2 separate regions of the Mus musculus genome follow, and region 2 is linked to region 1. The links are chromatin loops, found by intact Hi-C in ENCODE. Cell type or tissue: left cerebral cortex. All regions are shown on one strand. Each heading gives the region's core, and the rest is flanking DNA. Links, peaks and the distances in the headings are about the cores only.

The links. Peaks named below come from ENCODE experiments on the same cell type or tissue, not always from the same donor. Only the 100,000 strongest peaks of a DNase experiment are listed, where the experiment ranks them.
Region 2: it touches region 1 in a loop (2.1-fold over the local background); 3 of 42 quality-filtered maps call a loop at or near these places.

Annotation. Positions count from the first base shown.
Region 1 is chr6:97,389,424-97,400,004 of GRCm38, forward strand. Frmd4b (FERM domain containing 4B) reads right to left here. Exons shown (of 23, transcript NM_001346637.1): 5 at 6,770-6,854. Among named protein-coding and RNA genes, the nearest start is that of Frmd4b, 93 kb to the right of the region's middle. In left cerebral cortex, for the core only: no CTCF peak of the experiment used is centred there; DNase peaks (open chromatin) are centred at 3,699, 6,276 and 7,336; H3K27ac peaks cover 1,511 bases.
Region 2 is chr6:97,340,564-97,351,144 of GRCm38, forward strand. All of the region lies in intron 7 of Frmd4b (FERM domain containing 4B), which reads right to left. Among named protein-coding and RNA genes, the nearest start is that of Gm32191, 93 kb to the left of the region's middle. In left cerebral cortex, for the core only: no CTCF peak of the experiment used is centred there; DNase peaks (open chromatin) are centred at 2,177 and 6,164.

The DNA.
Region 1 (10,581 bases), core at 1,572-9,571:
GAATTAATCTCTCTCATTCATCCTTTGATGACATCTATAATTATAGTTGACCAGAGTTAGGTAAATGTTATCAACAATCCCTAGAAAGTATAAATTATGGCAAGTGTAAATGCCTAGATACTGTCCTGTATTTTTTTCTCTAGAAAACACTACATTATTGTTTATATCTTTCCTAAGATATCTCATGAAGCCCAGGCCAGTCTTGAATTCACTGTAGATCAGAGGCTGGTCTTGAACTCTTGAACCTCCTGCTTCCATGTCTCAGGTACTATGGTTACAGACACATACCATCGCACCCGGCCATTTTTGTTATCTCTTGACTTCTTAGGAATTAAGAAATGTTGCTCATCAGCTCCTCGTATTTACTTCCTGAATAGTCACCAGCAGTTCACTGAATGAATGCCTGAGTGGTGTTAAATTGTGCATACGCACGTTTGCTTTGCGGTAAACAACAATGAAAAATCTTTATCTCTTTTCCAGACTCTCCTAGATATGCAAAGTCAGAAATGAGGTATTTCTTTCAACAAAGTTAAAGGTCACCAGCAGCATATTCACAATTCATACGGGCAATGATATTTACAGAGCCATTGGTGCTACCCAGCATTCTAAATGGTTGGTATATTACTGAGCTAAAGCTGGTGACTATGAACCTATTTTCATATCAGCATGCAGAGCTCCAGCTACTATATTCAATCTTATAGTCATATTTCTGATAATGAAATATGTAAACAGTGTGGCTTTGTATTTGCAAATCAGAGCTCTCTATTCTGGCTCATTCTGTCCTCTGTGGAAGGAAAAAAAAAAAAACAAGGCAAGGGAAGCTCTCTGGCAAAGATGAAGAAGCTGGGGAATTGCTGTAAGAGTAAGTTAACACATCGTGAGTGAGGAATGTGCCCTGCACACTGTGAAGGGAAGCCCACTGGCTCTTAGATGTAGCAGTGAGCAATGAGATCTAGCTGTCAACCCCACTGACTCATGTTTGCCAATCAATAAACCCACCTACAAATCCACAGCTGAAGCTATGTGCTCACAGAACTTATTTACTGCTGTGGCCATGGTTCAGGTGATATTCCTTATGTCAATTGTCCTTAAATAACAAAACACTTTAAGGAATTACTTATGACTGGATGGCAGACAGACGCTCCATCCTGTGAACAAACACGCTATTGTGTAAGTTGTCTTTTGACTGTTGCATACTCATTACATAGAAAATACCCATCCTAAATTCCTATCAATTGTTTTTAAAAAATAATTATGTGGACAACAGTCTCATACACATTCATACGTAATAGTCCATATTATGTTTTATAAAAACTGTAAATTTTAGCTGGGCATGGTGACTCATGCCTGTGATCCTAGTATTTGGGGGACGGAGGCAGGTAAGCTGCTCTGTATTTGAGAAGAGTCTGGGATATATGGTAAGATCCCATTTCTCTTTCTTTCTTTCTTTCTGTCTGTCTGTCTGTCTGTCTTTTTTATTTTGGGTTTTTTTTTTTTTTTTTTTTTTTGAGACAGGGTTTCTTTGTATAGTCCTGGCTGTCCTGGAACTCACTTTGTAGACCAGGCTGGCCTCGAACTCAGAAATCCGCCTGCCTCTGCCTCCCAAGTGCTGGGATTAAAGGCGTGCGCCACCACCTCCCGGCAAGATCCCATTTCTAAATAACAGTATTCTAACTTCTCTGAGAAGGCATAAGAAACGTCCCATTGAGAGAGGAGGACCTGCAACTGACAGGCTACAGAGGGACAGACCGAAAAGAGTTCTGCTCCACAACACTCTTCAAGCAGAGTTTAGTGTATAAAGCAGAAGAGAAATACTATCAGTTTAAAACGGCAGGCTTTACATTCTTGTTTTTATTTTTCTTGGCTTTAATAAGTAGCAGCACAAACAAGACAGAGAAAGCCATTCTGTTGGAGCGTGATCAGCTAGGCAGTGATGTCACCCAGGGTGACTGTGTTTCTCCACACAGGAGGGGACAACAAGTGTGGCTGCAGGCTACGTTTCCTGCTTCGTAAATGCTGCATTTGGGTATAAGTGTTGACTCAGCAGCCAACAATTAGGGAATTCTGAACCCCAAAAGAGAGGGTGATAGTAAAGTTTTGGTGGTGGTGACATTTGAGTGTTTTCATAGAAGTAGCCAAAGATTCTGCTTTGACAATGTCAGCTACCAGATGAGACGGAGCAATAGAGATAGAATGTGTTCTCTTCTGTGAAAACGTCCATCCTCGCCCCCCAAAACAAATCTCAACAGTTTTCAAAACACTTGAGAATTTGGCAACATAAACAGTGAGCCTGGAACAAACCAAGTCTCATAGTGTCCCTACTTACTGCTGAGGCTTCCAGACTCTGAGCATGACGGAGCACAGCAGACACCTTGAGCTGAGTTGGAGTTGGAAGATTGAAGAACTGAACTGAAAAGACTCTGTAGAACAGAGCCCCGAGGGAAGCAAGATGGGGCTTGGGGGTACTGGGCAGACTAGCAACCACCCTGCATGAAGGATTACCTGAAGGTGGAAGCTCATGAAAGGCTGGAAGTGAACAGTGCTTGGTCCTCATTCAGGATGGGAAATGGTACATGATGCCTTAAGGCAGACTAGGAAACCTTTGAATTCCGGGTACCCAGAAGCAGACCCAGGAGTCTTGCCCAGGTGATGGGAAACAGTTAGTTGACAGTAGAGTGAGCTCTGTTCTGGGCTTGCCTACCAAATCATAAAAACAAGTCTGGAAAAAAGCAAACTGCATCCTAATAACTAGACTGCACCCAGAAACAAATACGAAGAATATTTATGTGTGGATAAAAGCAAGTAGCGTTCAAAAAGATAAAATTAGTAATATCTAGGGGGTTGGTGAGATGACTCAGAGGTAAGAGCACTGGCTGCTCTTCCAGAGGATCTGGGTTCCATTCCCAGCACCCAAATCAGGCACATCAAATTTTAAAACTTTTAAGAAGATACAACAAGCAATTGCTTAACAGGCAATCACATGTCATCAGGCTGGCAAAACATGGCTAGAAGGAAAAATGACGTCAACCCAAGACCACCCAGAACTGAGGCATAAATTAGTCTATGTGGCCAAGGATAGGAAAATACCTATCACTATTACATTTTGTATGGTCTGAAGTTAAGTAGTCACATATACCTGTACAACATCTCTTTTTAAAAAATCCTTCTTATAATAAATGCTCAAACACCCCCCGAGGATACAACAACAGAAACGACATGAGGTAATATGCATACACACACATACACACACATGTATGCACGCACACACATATGCACGTACACACACATGCACTTGTACACATGAACACATGCCAACCCTCATACATGCGTACAAACATAGACTGCCCCCCCACCACATATGCACACAGACATGCACACATGGGAAAAATATACAACAACAAACATGCAACCAAAATAAACCAAAACAGAATACCTCAACCCTAAATGAAAACAAAGAAACAACTTAAGCCTTAGAGTCACTTCTAATGGCCTGGTACCAGCTCCTGAGACTATGGCCACAAACCCAGGTGGGGTAACATGACTGAATGTGGAGTTTGTGAGAGAAAAAAAATCTGGCAACAGTAAAAGGTTTCTGAATATGCCACAACCAAAGCCTGATTCACAGTCAGCTGTGTGAGGAACCAGATGTTTCAGGCGGTGCTTGCCTGTGTTGCCTCTCTCCACATCACTGCAGGCTCAGTTCTGAACACACAGCATGCATACTTTGCCCTGTGCACAGCTTACATAAGAACATGCCAGCTAGCAATGCCTGAAACCAGACAACCCACAGTTACCTACGCTGAGTGTTAGGTACTGGAGTGTTTTGAATGTGCGTGCAAGCTTTTCTCCACTTGCAGAAGTATAATGATTTCATTATGAAGAACAAAGAATGGTGCTACCTCCCTACCACGATGTCTCAGCATGGAAGTACCAAATTAGTGTCTCTTTGGATTGCAGTGTATCAGAACACTTGATTTTAAACATGGCTGTTTGGGTAGGTGGCTTGAGTTTCATGGAGTTTCACTTGGGATTAGGACCAAATTTCCAACAATTTCTCAAATGTCCTTGAAACACAACACTTCTGCTACATCTGCATTTCACAGTTGTATGAAAAAGTGTTCTTAGCACTGACAATTATAACACCAAAATGTTAGTTAACTATGAAAAATTTTGAAGATTTCCTACATCCTATAATAACCAACCTTCAGCCAAGATTGAATTCTATATATAAAAATAAACACATCCATTTCAGTAGTATGAACATTTACTTTTAGCTTTAAAAAAATGGTAAGATGTGTGCATATATCAAAAAATTGTTTTAAAATGAATCTCTATATGATTTGTTACCAATAATTTTGATACCTATTTTATATACCTAGATGTCTGGAGTCACATAAAAAAAGAGGTCACAAGGAGATTACTGATCACCCAGCTCAGCCAAATTGTTGAGTCCCAGGTCCTAGTGAGAATCTGTCTCAGAATACAAGATGGACAGACAGTTCCTGAGGAAAGACATCCAAGGTTGTCTGATCTGTACCGGCACATGCACACACATGCACTGGCACACATATGACCCACATACGTGTAAGCATACACAAATACCTCGCAAATACCACACCCCCCACATACACACCCCTTTCTAAATCTAATATAAAGAATAAACCTAGAAACCCAAAACACTTAAGTCACAAGAAACACGAAGAAAGCTGTATCACGGTATTGATACACATAATCAAACTGTCTCAAGTGGAAACTTGGAAAAACAGCTGGAGAAAAAGACACTTCACACACTGAGCCACAAAGACTTGGTGTGGCGGCAGATACCCCATCAGCAACAACATAAGAAAAATCATAATGAATCATTATTTTTGTAGAAATGAAAAAACTGCCAATGTATGCTTTTATATCCTATGGACTAACATTCAAAAACTGAAGACAAAGGCCAGCCAGTGCTTTCAGAAAGAAGCTTGGAAGGATAAGTCACCAGCAGACTCACATGGTATGGGGAATGTTACCCAGTGTCTTTCAGGTGGAAGAAAAGTTAAGTCAGGCAGAAAAGAGTGAATGAAGACAAAACAGAAATGGGGGCCCCAGTGATAACCATGCTTTTATAGTGTTTAAATATCTTTGAAGGTGATCAAAACTTCACACAGAAGTAGTGATGTCCCCAGTATCTGCAGCAGAGCCAAAAGTGAGGCATGATGGGAACTGTCTACACGGAGAAACGGAAGGAGCTCACAGGATGTGTGCAATGCTGGGGCTTCCCTGAGACAGATGTGGTTCGCTGAAGATGTATACCGTCAACTCAAAAGCAATCATGAAGACAGCAAACCAAAGAGAGTTCATCCAACCAGGGCGGTAAAGTGAGGTCATAAAACACTCAGTGAAAGGCCGGCGAGATGCTAAATCCCTTGCCGCGCAAGCACTAATCCTCAGAGCTCATGGGAAGCCAGGCACAGTCTGTGTGTAATTCCAGTGCTCACGGGGGATAGGAGACAGTGCTAGGAGACTAAAGAGCCAGGCAGTCTGGCAGACACAGTATGTGAGCACGGTCTCGGACAGGTGGTAGGTGAGGATCATCTCCCAAGGTTGTCCTTGAACTTCCACACATGTGCATTGGCAGGGATGTATAGTTACTCACATATGTACATATACATACATCACACACACACACACACACACACACACACAAATTCAACAGAAATAAAAAAACATAGGAAGGTGCCACACCTGCACCAGGGCTGTCAGTAGTCATAGCATATATAACTAGCATAAATACTCCAGTGAAGAGACAGAGTATGAAGGCCAGCGCTGACTCGAGCCTGAGGGTCTTGAGTTTTCTGTTACTCATGTAAAAGAGAGAACGGACTCCACCCCTGAAAGCTTCCTTCTGATCTCCCTATGTGTGCCTTAGAGTGTGCAGCCCTGCACCGTGACACACACAATACAAATAAATAAAGATTAAAAAAAAAATAGCCTGGGCTGCATAACAACAGTCTTTCCCCAAACCCAGCCAGCTCCCTCCCCAAGGCCCACACTAAGGCCATACAGAAGCAAATGAAACCAAACCAAACTAGGCAGGCATTTCAACTTAGCTGCTGTATCACTTCAATCCCGACCCTCTCTCTCTCTCTCTTTTTTTTCTGAAATGTTTAACTGATGTTTGTAAAAGTAACTCGTCCTTGAGGGACAGAAACAAAACAGAGGAAAACAACCTCAGCTGGCCCACGACTAAAGAGAACCGACCTGCTGCTGAAAGTGGTCAGTCGAGCTCAGCTGCCAGCTCTGTTTCCTTGGAGCTAAGGTGGGAGTGGCCTTAGGGACTGGCAGGCTGGACGGGAACTGGGATTGCTTTTTTTTTTTTTAAGTATGGTGAATGCTAAAACGAGGAGGCTTCCTGCACTCTGAAGGGATCCATCTTTCTGTCTTTCTTGCTCATACCGTGGGGAGCCTCCCTTGGCTACCTTTGAAGCAGTGACTTAGTGGAGGTGTAATTATCCCGCTTCACCATCCGGCATCTGAAGAAGGGCCCAGGAGGGGAGGGCTGAGGAGAGTGCCTGGGGAGGGGAGAGGGGTTGGGATGGGGTGGGTTGAGGAGAGGGCCTGTTGAGGAGTGGGTTGGGGGGAGGGGTTGCGGAGGGGTAGGTTGGGGAGCTGATATTGAGGAGAGAGACTGTATTCTTTCCCAAGTTAGGATGTAAAAGGGCAGGCAAGACCATGTCACAGTCTCCGGGGAGACATCCCACGAACACACAAACAAGTGTCTTACCTTGTGTACACAGGCCTTTGCGTTCAGGAAAAACAGCTCCACGGTGTTCTTATCCTTTAGGAAGGATATGCTCTCGATGTAGAACCTGAAAGACAGTGTACGGAGTTCAATCCTTCAGACTTGACTTCCAGCTCTTGGCATGATTTCATTTCCTCAAAGACAGCGTTAAGGAGCCACATGGTCCTGCTTTGGTTTTTATGTCGCACACCACCTCAGTGCTCCCACACACCTACCTGCAGATGAAGTCGCCTACAGAGCATTAACTGTGTGTAGGCCGTGAGTTAAAGTGAGATTCAGCATGGGGTCCACCTGCAAACACTGTGTGTGTGTGTGTGTGTGTGCTCTCCCCCACACACAACTCATTCCGTGAACACACAAGCCCGGTGAAGAGCCCAGAGCAAGCAGGCCATGTCATCTGAATGTCAAGGCATCCTGCTGGTCCAGCAGTGACCAGCGTTGGGGTTGGTGGGGGACTCCAGGCCTTACCCCATCTCACACAGAGTTACAGTTAGGCCGGCTCTTTCCCTTTCTTTGCGGAGCTAGGGTTTCCCTTGGCTGGAAGCCAAGCTCCCCTTAGCTGTTAGTTTTGCTCTTTTCTCATGCAAATCAGGGCACAACAGGCCTCATTCCCCTTGCCCTTTTTAAGATTTTCCTTGTACAGTGTGTGAGCCAACACAGATTCTAAGTTCCCTTTTAGCTGGGGGTGGGGGGATGGGGGTGGGGGGGGAGGGTGGTTCTGACAGCTTTGAGATGGGAAGGGAGGAAGGCATCGAACCTTCCTCAACAACACACAGTGCTAAAAGCTGTCTAGGGAGGACTGGGGCTCTGCGCTGAGCACAGGTAAACCTGAGCCCTGGCATTTTTTTGAGTTCTAGAATCTTCTTGTTAAATTATACAGGAGGGACATAATGTCCTAGGGCAACTCACACAGCTGGGGTCCTCAAAAGGAACTTGCTCTCAAACCAGTGAGAATGGAAACACAAGAGGACTGTGGTAGGGGAATGATCTCCTCAGGCCATAGGGAAGTCACATGGGGAAGTCACATGGGGAAGTCACATGGGGCTTGGGCATTTTGTTACTTTTTTCCTTTCTTGTTAATGAAATATGTGAGCCACTAATGCAGCTGAAAAGGCTGTAAAAGAAGTTGTCACCGAAATGTTAAGATGGTTTGGAAAATGGCACCTCTGTGTGTTGCCTTGTCAGGCCGAGGCTCCAGGAGGAGAATAAATCTGGGATATTTGTACTTAAAAGGGTTTAGCTCACTGCTAAGTGAGATTAATGGAGGCTGGGAGACTTGGTTTTTGAAAAGTGTGAGGGCAGGAAAGGAAATGAGGAGTTATGGGAAAACAGGCTTTTGAATAAGAAAAATCTAGACTGTCATCTCTGTTTATTAACATGAACAGAGGTGTGTAGTCTTGTGTCTTTATCAAGGTAAGTGTCATGGCTGAACTTATAACTTTGGAGAGTTGAAGTTAGATATTAAGTGTGAACTATTTTCTTTTTAATCTTATGATTGCTAAGAAAATCTCTCCCCTGTCCTTCTGATTCATGGATGGCACTGGTTTTCAACCTTCCTAATGCTGTGGCCCTTTAATACAGCTCCTCATGTTCTGGTGACCCCCAGCCACAAAGTTACTTCCATTGCCACCTCATAACTGTAATTTTGCTGCTGTTATGAATCATAATAGAAATATCAGATATGAAGAGGGTCTTAGGCGACCCCTGTAAAAGAGTCATTTGATCCCAGAGGGTTGCAATCCACAGGTTAAGAATAGCTGCTGTATAGCAGGAATAAAGTGACATGTGCCATCTGATCTACATAGATCCTTTTGTATCAGGGGGAGCTACTGATACTTTACTCGGAGGGCTCTCCTGTGATCACAAGACATTACACAACAAATGGGGTGGCCAGTACAATGCCTAGGTATGGTAAGTGTTAGCATTCTGTCTAAAGTCCACCCCTACTGTTACCTGGCAATAACCAGGTATGCTCCTCCCCACAGTCTTTGACTCTATAAAGATAACCCAAGGAGGTTTCCAGTAAGAGACTGGAGGGGCAGCATCAGGATCCTGGCTGTTGATCTGCCTCCCGCCATATGCTGGGCTATGCTCAGAATTCTCATGTATTCTCCCGTTTAACCGTCACAGGCTCAGGTCTGTTATCATCCTTTCATGGGAATAGCCACGGAAAGTCAGAGCTCTGCTTGAAGAATAGGCTACATCTGACTTGGCCTCTTTCGACTCTATTGAGAATACTGTTAACTTCTTTCTGGCTGCCTCTCCAGCTGCTGCTGGGTGAGCAGTTGTACAGGAAGCTAAGCCCTCAGGAACCGCAGCTATCTCATTTATGTTAATAAACTTATTGAGAAACAAGACTGGTGTCATCATTAGTGTACTAACATGTATGAACATATGTTTTCTCTCTGCCTTCAAAACAGCAAAGCCAGCACTTCTGGGCAGCAGCGAGCAGGTGATAGATCTTGAGCTAAAGTGTACAGTTGGAGCTGCCTAGAAGGGAGAAGCTCCCCCAGAGAAGAGATCTCCTAGCCCAGAATCCCCTGCCATACCAAAGACTCCCAAACCTACCTTCCATTCCAAGAGTCTCTATTTCTATCCCTCCTTTACCTTTTAAAATCACACTCTGTATTCAATAGAATATCTCCTGTCCAAAAGATTCATTTTGTACATTGTTGAGAGTACAGCGATGAAAACAGAACATTCATTGTCAACCATCAGCCAGCCAGACATGAATTTATTTATGACTAGAAATTATACCTTTACCAGACACTGAATACCTGATTGGCAACAAACATTGAGAAAGATAACGGGGAAGTTAGGGGCAGTAATGACGGTATTGATAAGGACAGTATTGATAACCATTTACCTAGAGTGCTCTAGGAGCTGGCCACTGGGTAGGAATTCCCCATATTGTTTTTATCTCCACTTTTTAGGTTGAAGAGAACTAGAGAACGTACTTGCCAAACAGAAACATTCAGATCTGTAGAATTGGCTACTGAGTGACAACCTACTTGGCTCAAAAGGATCAACTATATCACACCATTCTCATCCAAAGACACTGAAGATGAACAGGTTTCCCTTCAGAGACCACCCGTCATAAAGGAGAAGCAGCATACACAGCCATAACACAACACGCTGATTACTCTCATTCAGGCATTCTGTCACTCTGGACTACTGCAGTGACTACCTCTCACAGAATAGAACTGTACAAAAACCATAAGCGCAATGGACTTTCACTCTGATGAGGTCATAACAATTCTTTCACCCTATTTAAAATCCAATTCTCATTCAGATTTTCTCTCTCTCGCCAGCACTTTCTTCTTAAATTCTGTATCTGAATCAATAACACTGAATTGATCTGCAAGGAAAATCACATGTGCGAAGCCAGAAGGCTGCTGGTTGGATATGAATTGGTGAGGTTGAGCAGGGGACTATCCTTGGAGGATGGGAGAATATACTCTGATGTGTAGGTGTGTGGCCCATGCTAGACCAGGCCAGTGTTTTCACTGTGGTATTTAACACGGGTAGAGTGATAAAGATGTCTGGATCTTAGTTTGTCTGCCAGTATCAATCTAGTGCATGGCTCTGTCCTCAAGTTCCTGCTCTCCAGACCCTCTCTGAAGCCAGGTTTCCTCCGAGGGCTTTGTTCATTTTCCTGCAATGATGTTTCTATGTTAGCTGCAATTGGAACTTGTTTGTTGGCAACCAAGGGACCAGATTACGTGCTAGATGCAATATGTGTTCTTCTACAGATAGCAGAATTTCCTCCCTCTCTCTCTCTCTCTCTCTCTCTC
Region 2 (10,581 bases), core at 1,795-9,794, 49 kb before region 1:
CTAACATGCACCAAGTCCATCATTCAGTCCTTAGCATTGTACAAGTCAGGCGTGGAGGCCCACAAAAGCCTGAGGGGCAGAATGATGGAGCGGATGAAGCCAGCACAGGACACATGAGACACTCGCCCCTCAAATAAAAAAAGAAGACACAAACGGAACCAAAGCCAAGCCCAGGCCCCGCCCACATTTTACTTGGTCTATCAGTGCCTTAGCATTTACGGCCCAGAACCAAGGTGCATAAAAAGGTACAAGTTTAAATTCAAGGACCAAGGAGAAATGTTGGCAGAAGCTTCGTGTTCCTTACAAAATTAACCTGAGGGGCTGGCGAGACGGCTCAGTGGTTTAGAAGGATTTCTGCTCTTCTAGAGGACCAGAGGTGAGTTCCCAGCACCTGTGTCGGGCGGCTTACAACCACCTGTAATCCCACCTCTAGGGGAATCTGGTGCCCACTCCTGGATCCTGAGGACACACACCTGCGCTCATATATGAACATACAGAAGGGCAAATACACATAACACACAAATACAAACAAATCCTTTTAAAAAGCTAACTTGGAAATGGATCTCTTTTAACATTAGCATCTAAGCATGTATATGTGAATTAAAAACAAAACAACAACAACAACAACAAAAAACCCAATAGTTAATTTTCCTGGTTGAGCTTGCCATGAGAACCCATGCGTAGAAACCCAGAGCTTAGGAGCCTGAGACAGGAGGCCTGTTTCCTGCAAGTGTACAAATACTTATCAGACATGAACTGAAGGGTTTGCAGGCAGGCCTCCAAGAATGAAGCAAAGTCCTACAGCTGGGGATTCTATTTAACCCCATGTTCCATACAATCAAAGATGCACTGTTGGAGAATGGACCTAGTTCCTAATACCTGCTAGTCCTTGGCATAGTCTGGCAGAGGATTTGCTGAGGGGGCCCCTTCTCTGTCTTAGCTAAAACCCCATACAACTCGTCCAGGTTCCCGCCTCTCATGAAGAACGGGAGACGCTTAATAATCCCTAACAGTTAGAAAAGTGTACTTTCATGTCTGGCAGATAGTTGTAATGGGGGTTAACCAAGCTACTATCTGAGCTTGACCCAGGGTTTAGGACTAGCACCTTATCTAAATTATGTGCTTATTGACAGAACCTTGGTTACTGCTTAGAAACACAGTTTCCTTGACTGCTAAGGCAGGTGTGGATAACGCCAAGGGGTTAAACACTAAAGGGTAGGCTCCTATTTCCTATTGGGCAGACAGAATGCTGCCCCTCACATATATCCCTGTGACATGGGTGGGGCTGTGACTCAGAAGTAGTGTGCTTGAGGCCTTGGGCTTGACTCCCAACCCTGCAAGGTAAGGAAATAAATAAATTCCCATTCTTTCAGTAATCTGTGGAATTTGGCCTTCAGTAGTAAACTTTGCTTCTTATCCTCTTCCCTTGGACTTGACCCCACACCCTTCCTTTTCTCTCCTCTTCTCTTTCTTAGATAAGGTCTTGTATATCCCAGGCTGGTGTTTATTTGCTAGGAAGACCTTGAACCACTGGTGTCCTCCTACACCTAACATGACAGGCATGGGCCACCATAGCCAGTTTCTGCAGTTTAGGAGTCAAGCTGAGGATTTCCCAGACTCTAGGCCAGCGCTCTACCAACTGAGCCACATCCCCAGACCTGCTCAGCTAAATCTGTTTACTAGTTCCTAGGGGAAATGATAGTAAAAATGGCAAAAAACGCACCACATGCCCTCCCTTACACAAGACGAACTCACCAAGTTTTCAGTTTGGCGTGGTATGGAAGTGTAATTGTGTAATTTCCATGCTCAGTATTGATCTTGCCCCTGGCTAGGTTTGACTGAATCTTTCAAATGATGCACTGGCACTACAAGGCCTACTCAGTTATGAAGCCATCATAGTAAGCAAACAGTACTGGGTTGTTAGTCTATGATGCTCAGAAAGTCAGGCGTACTAAATACACTCAGGCTCTGAAGACAGAGATGTGGCTCAGTTGGTAGAAAGACTGTCTGGCATGCATGTCCTGGGTTCTACTGCATGAGCCAGGTCTGCTGGTATACACCTGTGATCTCAACACTTTGGAGACAGGGACAGGCTGATCAGAAGTTCAAAGCCTTTCTCGGCTACATAAGGAATCAGAGCCAGGGACAGGCTAATTGGGCTGACCTACATAAAAACGTGTTTCCCATTCAAAACCCACTGAGTGACAAAGGCAGCAGTCTGACCTATCAAGTGGGTGAGGAACGGGTGCAATTGAATCAACACAACACAAAACAGGTTCTGTGGGCAGTGACAGGAAACATCTATCCAAAGCAAGAGAATTGACCAGGAGGACTGACCCAGCCTTCTGGGTGCCCAGCCCAGAAGAGCAGTTTCAGGAGAGTCTGGGTGACCTTCTAGTGACACATCATGATGCCATCACTCAATACTCTAAAGTAGTCTTTGAGGACAAAGGTCCACAGTCACAGGGTGGCAAACCCCTGGTCTGCATTCATGGCATAAACATTATCATCCCCATTTCACAGATGGGAAAACTGAAACTTAAGAGGTGAAGTGACTTAATCTCACATTAAGGACAGTGCAGTTATAGTTCCAGGGATATGCTTTAGCAACGTGGGATCGCCTCGCCCAGGTTCCTCAAGGAGGGGACAGAAAAACAGGAAGGGACAGAATTGACAAGGGGAAGATCTTTTTAGCAAAGGGCTTCAGATTTCCTTATTCTGATGGCCCAGATGAATTTCTTCAGAATGTGTGTTTCATGGGTGGTGAGTGCCTGTTTTTTGTTTGTTTGTTTGTTTGTTTTGTTTGTTTGTTTTTTGTTTGTTTGTTTTTTTGTTTTTTGAGACAGGGTTTCTCTGTATAGCCCTGGCTGTCCTGGGACTCACTTTGTAGACCAGGCTGGCCTCCAACTCAGAAATCCGCCTGCCTCTGCCTCCCGAGTGCTGGGATTAAAGGCATGCGCCACCACGCCCGGCTGAGTGCCTGCTTTTAAGTCTATATTAAGTCTGGATTAATTTAAACTGGATTAACTGCATAAAGGATTTAAACATAGATAAGAAGACTCCACGTGTTACCCTTCTGTCATTTGGTATTTCTCCAAGTAAATCAAACCAAACTACAGACTGCATGTCTTTTTGTAGCCAAATACACCAAGTCTAGTCAACTTTTGGCATTTTGGGTGGGGAGGGTCTCACGTAGCCCAGGTTGGCCTAAAAACTTGCTGTGTAGCTGAGGCTGGCCCTGAATTCTGGATCCTCCTGTGGCCATCTCCAAAGTGCTAGGATTACATGCATATATAATTATGTCCAGTTCCAAATTCAGGTTTTTGAAAACTGTTTTATATATGTGACAAAGCCAACCACAGTGATTTTCAGTGTAACCTTAAACCAGATAGTGTAAACTCTGCCAAGCAGCCTGACTTTCAGGTTTCCCTGATGCCCAACTCTTATCCTGACAACACACGACATAAAAATACTTATGATAACATTCCTGGCCATTGACCTATATCTGTTACCACTATGGGATAGGATGAAGACTGTAAGAAGCAAGTTTATCTGAAGTTAATCCTGAACAACAACAAAGTTCTATGTAGCCAAGAATGACCTTGAGTTTAGCATCTTCTTGCCTCTACTTCCCAGGTACTGGGATTACTGTCTTATGCCACCATACACAGTTTCCATGGTGCTAGGGAGTGAACCCAGAGCTTCAGGAATGCTAGGCCTTCACTTTACCTGACTGAGTTTATCCCTAGCTTAAAAATATAGGACCCTTCCCTTCCCGTCATCCTCACCAGGGACATAATACTATGCTATGGACCTAGATTCTAATGCTATCTTGTTTTTTTTTTTGTTTTTTGTTTTTTTTGAGACAGAGTTTATCTCCATAGTTCTGGCTGTCCTGAAACTCACTACACTATGTAGAACAGGCTGACTTTGAACTCACAGTGATCTGCCTGCCTCTGCTTCCCCAGTGCTGGGATGAAAGGCCTGTGCCACCACTGCCTGCACCATTTCTGATTAATTACTGTAACCAGTTTAGAAAAACTGCTTATAGATGAGAGTCAATTCTGTTAGCAGCTAAAACAACCTACTACCTTCATCTTCTGCCTATATAGGCCAAATTTTAAAAATACACAGTTCCAACCAGCCAGGTAAGCGAGCAGAACTCACTGGTCCCAGCTCCTGACTTGACAGACGGAAAAGAGGCCCAGGCATGTTTGAAGAATTATCAAGGCCCCACACTAACTAATAACAGGACCAATAGACCAGAGAGTTGCATCTTGGAGACATGGAGTTGAGCCACCAGGTAAGAAGAAGAGCATAGAGTTCCAAAGAGGGAAGACAAGGCAGGGAGGGGCTAAGAACAGCCCAGTGTCTGGACAAACGGGGACCCTCCTAGCCTCCTAAGTTAATGGAATCTGAACCATTCTTACCAGTTCTCCTGTCACCCCAGTTAATCATGTCTGGGTCATACATTAAACCAAGTCAGGTGGTAGCTATTAGCAGAGAACAAAGCCAAAAAGAATTAAGTAGCCATTGTGTGCATCTCTGCTGAGCTAGGTTCCCCTTTCATCTCCACAAAAGAGCCTTCTTCATGGGGCTCCAGGTGTGAGCATTCATTCTTCGGCTGCCTCTGGTCTCCAAGCTTCCTGGGATCTCTCAGCTCTGCTTCCAGAGAACGGTTCAAAGGGAAAATCTAATCACTGGCGTCTCAGGATTCCAACCCCAGGCACTTGCTCCCCTTGTTTGTGTTAATTTATTTTACTTTGTCTTCATATCAACCCAAGGCGGGTGTTATTTCTAATTTGCTGGTAAGTAAACTGTGGTTTGAGGCATACTTCTGTCTCCCCCACCCCCTGTTGTACCAGAGCAGACACAAAAGCAGCTAAGGGGTACCTTAAAAAGTGACCAAAAGACCAGCGCTCTACCTATTATTTGTACCAATAAAATTTCAGGTTCAGAATTAGACTTAAGACTAGATTTAGGGATGAGGCTCAGGTGGTAGAGTGCTTGCCTAGTGTCTTAGTTAGGGTTTCTACTGCTGTGGAGAGACAGCATGACCACAGCTGTAATTGCGGCTGGCTTACAGTTTTGAGGTTCAGTCCATTATCATCATGGTAGGAAGCATGATTGCATGCAGACATAGTGCTGGAGTTCTACATGGGCAGGCAACAGGAAGAGAGAGAGAGACACTAGGCCTGGCTTGAACTTCTCAAACCTCAAAGCCTACCCCCAGGGACACACTTCTTCCAACACCTCTTAATAGTGGCATTCCCTGTGGGCCTATGGGGCCATGTTCATTCAAACCGCCACACCTAGCACACAACATTCCCTGATTTCCATCCCCAGTACTGCATAAGCCAGGCCTGGCCATACAAGCCTGTAATCGAAGGACTCTTGAGGTGGAGGGAGAAAGATCTAAAGGTCCAACTCTTCACACTTAGCTACACTGAAAGTTCCAGGCCAGCTTGGGAGCCACAAATCTGTCTCAAAAACAAAACCTCTGAGCTCTACAGCTAAAGAGTACTGGCTGTTCTTCCAGAGGATCTGAGCTCAATCCCTACCACCCACATGGAGGCTTGCAATTGTAACTCCGATTCCAGGGGACTGTGGGCACTAGGCACATACACCTGCTTTCTGGCCTCTGTTGGTGCCAGTCCAGGCACACTTATGGTACACAGACATAACATTCATACATATAAAATAACAATTTTAATTAGAAAATACAAACCAAAACAAGGTCTCTAATTGGATTTGGTTCCAAGCTCCCTGTTCCTGGTTGTGTGGTCTCAGATAAATTAGCCTTTATAAGCCCAAGTTTCCTAATTAAAAACAAAAAAAAAAAAATTTTTTTTTTTGAGACAAAAATCTCACTTTTCAGCCCTGGCTAGCCTGGAATTCACTGTGCAGATCAGGCTGGCCTTGAATACAGACGAATCCTCCTGCCTCTGCCTCTGCCTCTTGAGTACTGGGATTAAGGCATGTGTCACTATGCCCCAGCTTCCAAGTTCATTTTAAAAGGAGGGATGGTGCTGACATGCTCGTACTGTTTTTGAGAATATCGTGACAGATGTTAGAAGGCACCGCTCGCGCTCAGTAAATGTTTGCCTTGCTTGCCTGTCACAGTGCCCAAGCGAGACTCTACCCAGGGGAACTGTTACCAGTGTGTTTATTCTTTTCTTATGTCGGTGTATTTATTTTGTCTTGGAGGAGTGTGGGCACACCTGCTACAGCCGGGGTGTGGAGGTCAGAGGACAGCTTGCAGGCGTCTGCTCTCTTCTTCCACTCCTTGGGTTCTAGGGATTGAACTCCAGTTGTTGTCAGTCCTGGTGAGGAGTGCCTTTACCACTGCGTTACTGTGTAACAGTTACTGTGTTGCTGAATTCTTACTATCATCCAGGAGAACACTCAGTAAATAATCAAGTTAGTGCTGTCAGAAGAGGTGTTTAGGCCAGTCACACTAAAATATTCTTTCTTAGTTAACTGAAATTCCAAATGAACTTTGTCTTCTCTGGGTTTCTGTTTGCTAAATCTGGTAACCCCAAGGGCCTGTAATAAACTGCAGGAGGAAGGAAATGGAAGGTGTGGGAAGCAAGAGTCCATGGCAGGGATGGGTGTGTGACCTGCACATGCAACATGACAGTCACATAGGTTATTGGTGTCACCAAACACCTTGCCAGTGTCAGGACTCTGTCTCTCTCCGCCCTCTTGGAAAGACTTGTCCTGACCCAGGACATATGCTAGTGTTCTAGAAAGCTCTGTCAGTCAGCTGGAGCTCTTTTGTCATTTCCTTTCCTCCTGTGGAAAAACTTTAAGGTTGTAGGCTGGACTGGGACCAACTGTCAACTTTTTTTTTTTTAAAGTCTAAAGAATGAACATGTAATGAGAGTTTTGTTTTTTTTTTTTAAACCATTATCCAGTCTGCAGATGACTCCTGTCATGTCTGCTTTGAACTATCAACTCCTAATAACTGGCAGAAACAAACCAAAACAAAACAAAACACCTACAAGAATTATTTAGGCTGAAAAGAAGGTTAACATAAAGACCTATAAATATTTTAAATAAAAATATTTTAGCTCTCATCATATAGATAGGAGCAGAAGGAACCAGAGTTGTCTTGGAGAGCTATTGATTTAAATAGCTACAGAATTTCAATTTTTAAAGTAAGGCAGTTTCAGAGATTGGCTGCTAATGGGAAATGTGGCGAACAGGGCTGACCTGTACTCTTAAAATCCAGAACTCGAAAACTGGAAACCAGGAGAACAAGAATCTGCATGCATGCTGTTTTCTCCAAAAGCACAGAGAGTCAGAATCTGCAAACTTCCTACTAGGGAAGTCAAGATTATATAGAGTCAACTTGAGGCCTGGAAGCTTTGTCGGTTCTTCCTACCTTAGGTAACTCTGCGCACTGACGGGTGGGTTAGCTGCGTCGGCCATGTTGGTACAGCCAACTGCAACGGGTTATGTTACAGCTCCTGTCATCACTCCATGTTTCCAGAACCACACCAAAAGATGTGCAAACACTCATCGGCAGGAATGCAAGATGCCTTGCTCACCATGTCAGCCTTAGCTCCAGGGTGGCGGGCCTCTGAGGACTCCAAGTAGTTCATGCCTACCACTCTCTATTGGTACAGAAGACTGACCGGTCCATGTCTGAAACAGCCAGCCATTGTCAACACCACACGGAGCTTCACTCCAGTCTCACAGAGTCGTCAGGAGTGGCCCAGCCTGGTCCACTCTTCTGGAGAAAATTTCACTGGGTCAAGAGGACAGGATTGATCTCCTTGGGGGTGCAGGTGGGGTTTCTGTTCTCTTAGTTGTAGCCCATCCTTCAGATGTTTAATATAAGGTAATTTAAGGTACAGACTATACAAGCTGCAAAGCCTCTGTTGTTCCGCAAGACTGTGGTTAGTGATATAAAGCCCACAGAACAGTGGTCGGGCTGTCACTCAGACATCAAACACTGCTGATGTGGCCCTTCTAGAACTCAGTGTATGTAAGTAGACTGAAACTTGGAGAAAATATAAGAAACTTGGTTTGATTTTTTTTGTTGTTGTTTGAACCAGGGTCTGATGCAGCTCACGCTGTCCTCAAATTCACCACACAGCCCAGGGTGACGGCATCTAACTTCTGATGCTCCCACTTCTACCACCCAGGAATGTACCAACAGGGCTTTATTCAGCTCTAATTAGTACTGGGGACATCGTGCACGTTGCCAAATGGACAACATCTCCAGATCCTTTGTTTAACTTTAACCAAACATCACGAAGAACGCACACGAAGAAACACACTTCTGTCTGCGTGTGGGTATGTTGAATTCCTTTCCATATACCATAAAGTCTTATTAAACAAACGAAAAAAAAAAAAAAAACCCTTTTTGGAGACTTTGTTTTTTACACGTAAGAGTGTTTTGCCTGCACAGATGTCTGTATGATGCATGAGTGTAATGCCCACAGAAGCCGGTGAGGGTGCTGGATACCCTGGGACCTGAGTTACTGGCTGTTGTAAGCCAGCACGTGAGTGCTGAGACTAGCACCCAGGTCCTCTTGAAGAGCAGCAAGTGCTCATAGCCACTGAGCATCTCTCTGGCCACCATAAACTTAGTAATTCACTAAATCTGTCCTGAAATAAGACAGACGTGTTCAAGTCTGACAATTTCCATCTTTGCTAATAAGTGTGTATTACAAGTTTGTGTTTTCTCTGAGATTCAAGGAAGCCCCTAACACACTTGATTCATCCAGGGCTCCAAAGCGCAGTGTTCTTACCGGTAAAGTGGGACAGCAATAATGCCATTGTCCTAGGCCTGCCAGGAGGGTGGAGGAAATAATAAAGCAGCCACGCCAGGCTGCTATTACCTATTCAATGTTACTTGAGACAGACTGGGTTTCAGACAGGGCAGCTACCATATCCATCAATTTGTTTGAAACCAAGTGGTTAAATTCCAAAGCTCTCAGGCATCGCTAATACCTCTTGGCTCATGCAAGTCCTCAGTTCAGCGCCTGACCTCTGGGAGCTGTCTGCTTGCTGTTGCTTTCTCACACTGGTGTAATGAGCCTGGGGTCACTGCTGTTTACCTATGAAACCTAGTTTCCTGGTGCACATAGACACCCTAACCTGGCATCTAGATTCTGCTCTTGCCCCACAACTCTACTTGCTGCTCTCTCTTTGTTCTCCTCAGATCCCCCACAAGAGTTTGCCCCAAACAAGCTCTGCTCAAACTCTTCTTCCAAAATGCCTTTAAGAATAGCAAGCCCCACCCTTCTCGGTTCCCTTCCTGCCAGGGATCCTTCAAAGTACTTAAAGTTAACATTATTGTGACCAGTAGGAAGCCCTGCTCTCAGAAGGCTCATTAGGAGTGGAGAGGGGACTTCTTTTTGCTTTAAATAGCTGACAGCCTGAATTTCCAAGTCAGCCCTTACACCGCAAAGATAACAAAGTGCTTTGGTAACACAACACAGGCAAACAGAGAATTCCGGAAAGCTGACCCGGCTTTATCACTGACCTGCCAGGCCAGCCACAAGCAGGCAAAAGGGGGTTTCGTTTGGTTTTGTTTCTAAGATCCTGAAAGCTGAGGTTACCAAGTAACTAAGTGTTGGGATGCTTCTGTTCGGAAGTGGAAGGACTTAGATTTTCACTTCACTTCTGGGTCAGAATAAGGGTCTGGTTTAACACCTAGCTTCAAATGGAAGGAAATCTTACCAATTTATGGTGGTGCTATAAAAATGTCCCTATTTCCCATGGGAAAGGAACTTCTCTGGATGTCTGAGAGCAATTAACTGAGGGGTGGGGGTGGGGGGGCTCAAGCCTGATTGCCACCAAGTTTCATTACATCATGTGAACTGTGATTTGTCCCCTCCCCACAAATAAATATAAAAAAAATTTTTTAAAAGAAATAAAATCTATCTTAAACACACACACACAAACATGCACACACACACTGGAATAATGTCAGGCTCAGATACACACAGATGTTCACCGCGACATTATTTGCAATCGCTAAAACATGGGCAACAACTCGCATTTGTAACAGGAGAATGGTACACATGTCTATCCATTTAGGCATATATATCGGCAATGCCTGTAATTCCACTAGTGAAAAAGGGGAGGCAGGAGGGTCAGGGGGTCAAGGTCATCTATGACTCTACAGTAAGTTTCAGGCCAGCTTAGGCTACATGAGACACTGTCTAAAAACAACTGCAACCAACAAGCATTCTGATGGTATATCAAAGTGATAATTCCAGAACAACTCCGGTCATCTCACAAATATTAATTCAATCCTTGTACCAACCTATGGCATGCTTACAATTATTACAAGTTGTCTTTCATGTTCCAGGAAACTAAGGTTTGGGGAGGTAAGTTTTTTTTTTTTTCAGATTATGCAGGCAGTACATGGAAGTCTTAGGGTTTGAATGAGCCTGTTGGCCTTGTAGAGGCCAACTGTAGGTCTTTGCTCTAACCATGATGACATGGACTGATCATCATTTTATTTTGCCTGATTTTCCTACATTGGTTCTATTTAAAAAAAAAATGTTTGGCAGAAGAATATACACTGCCCGTCAGGGAGGAGATTAGACAGGGGTGGGT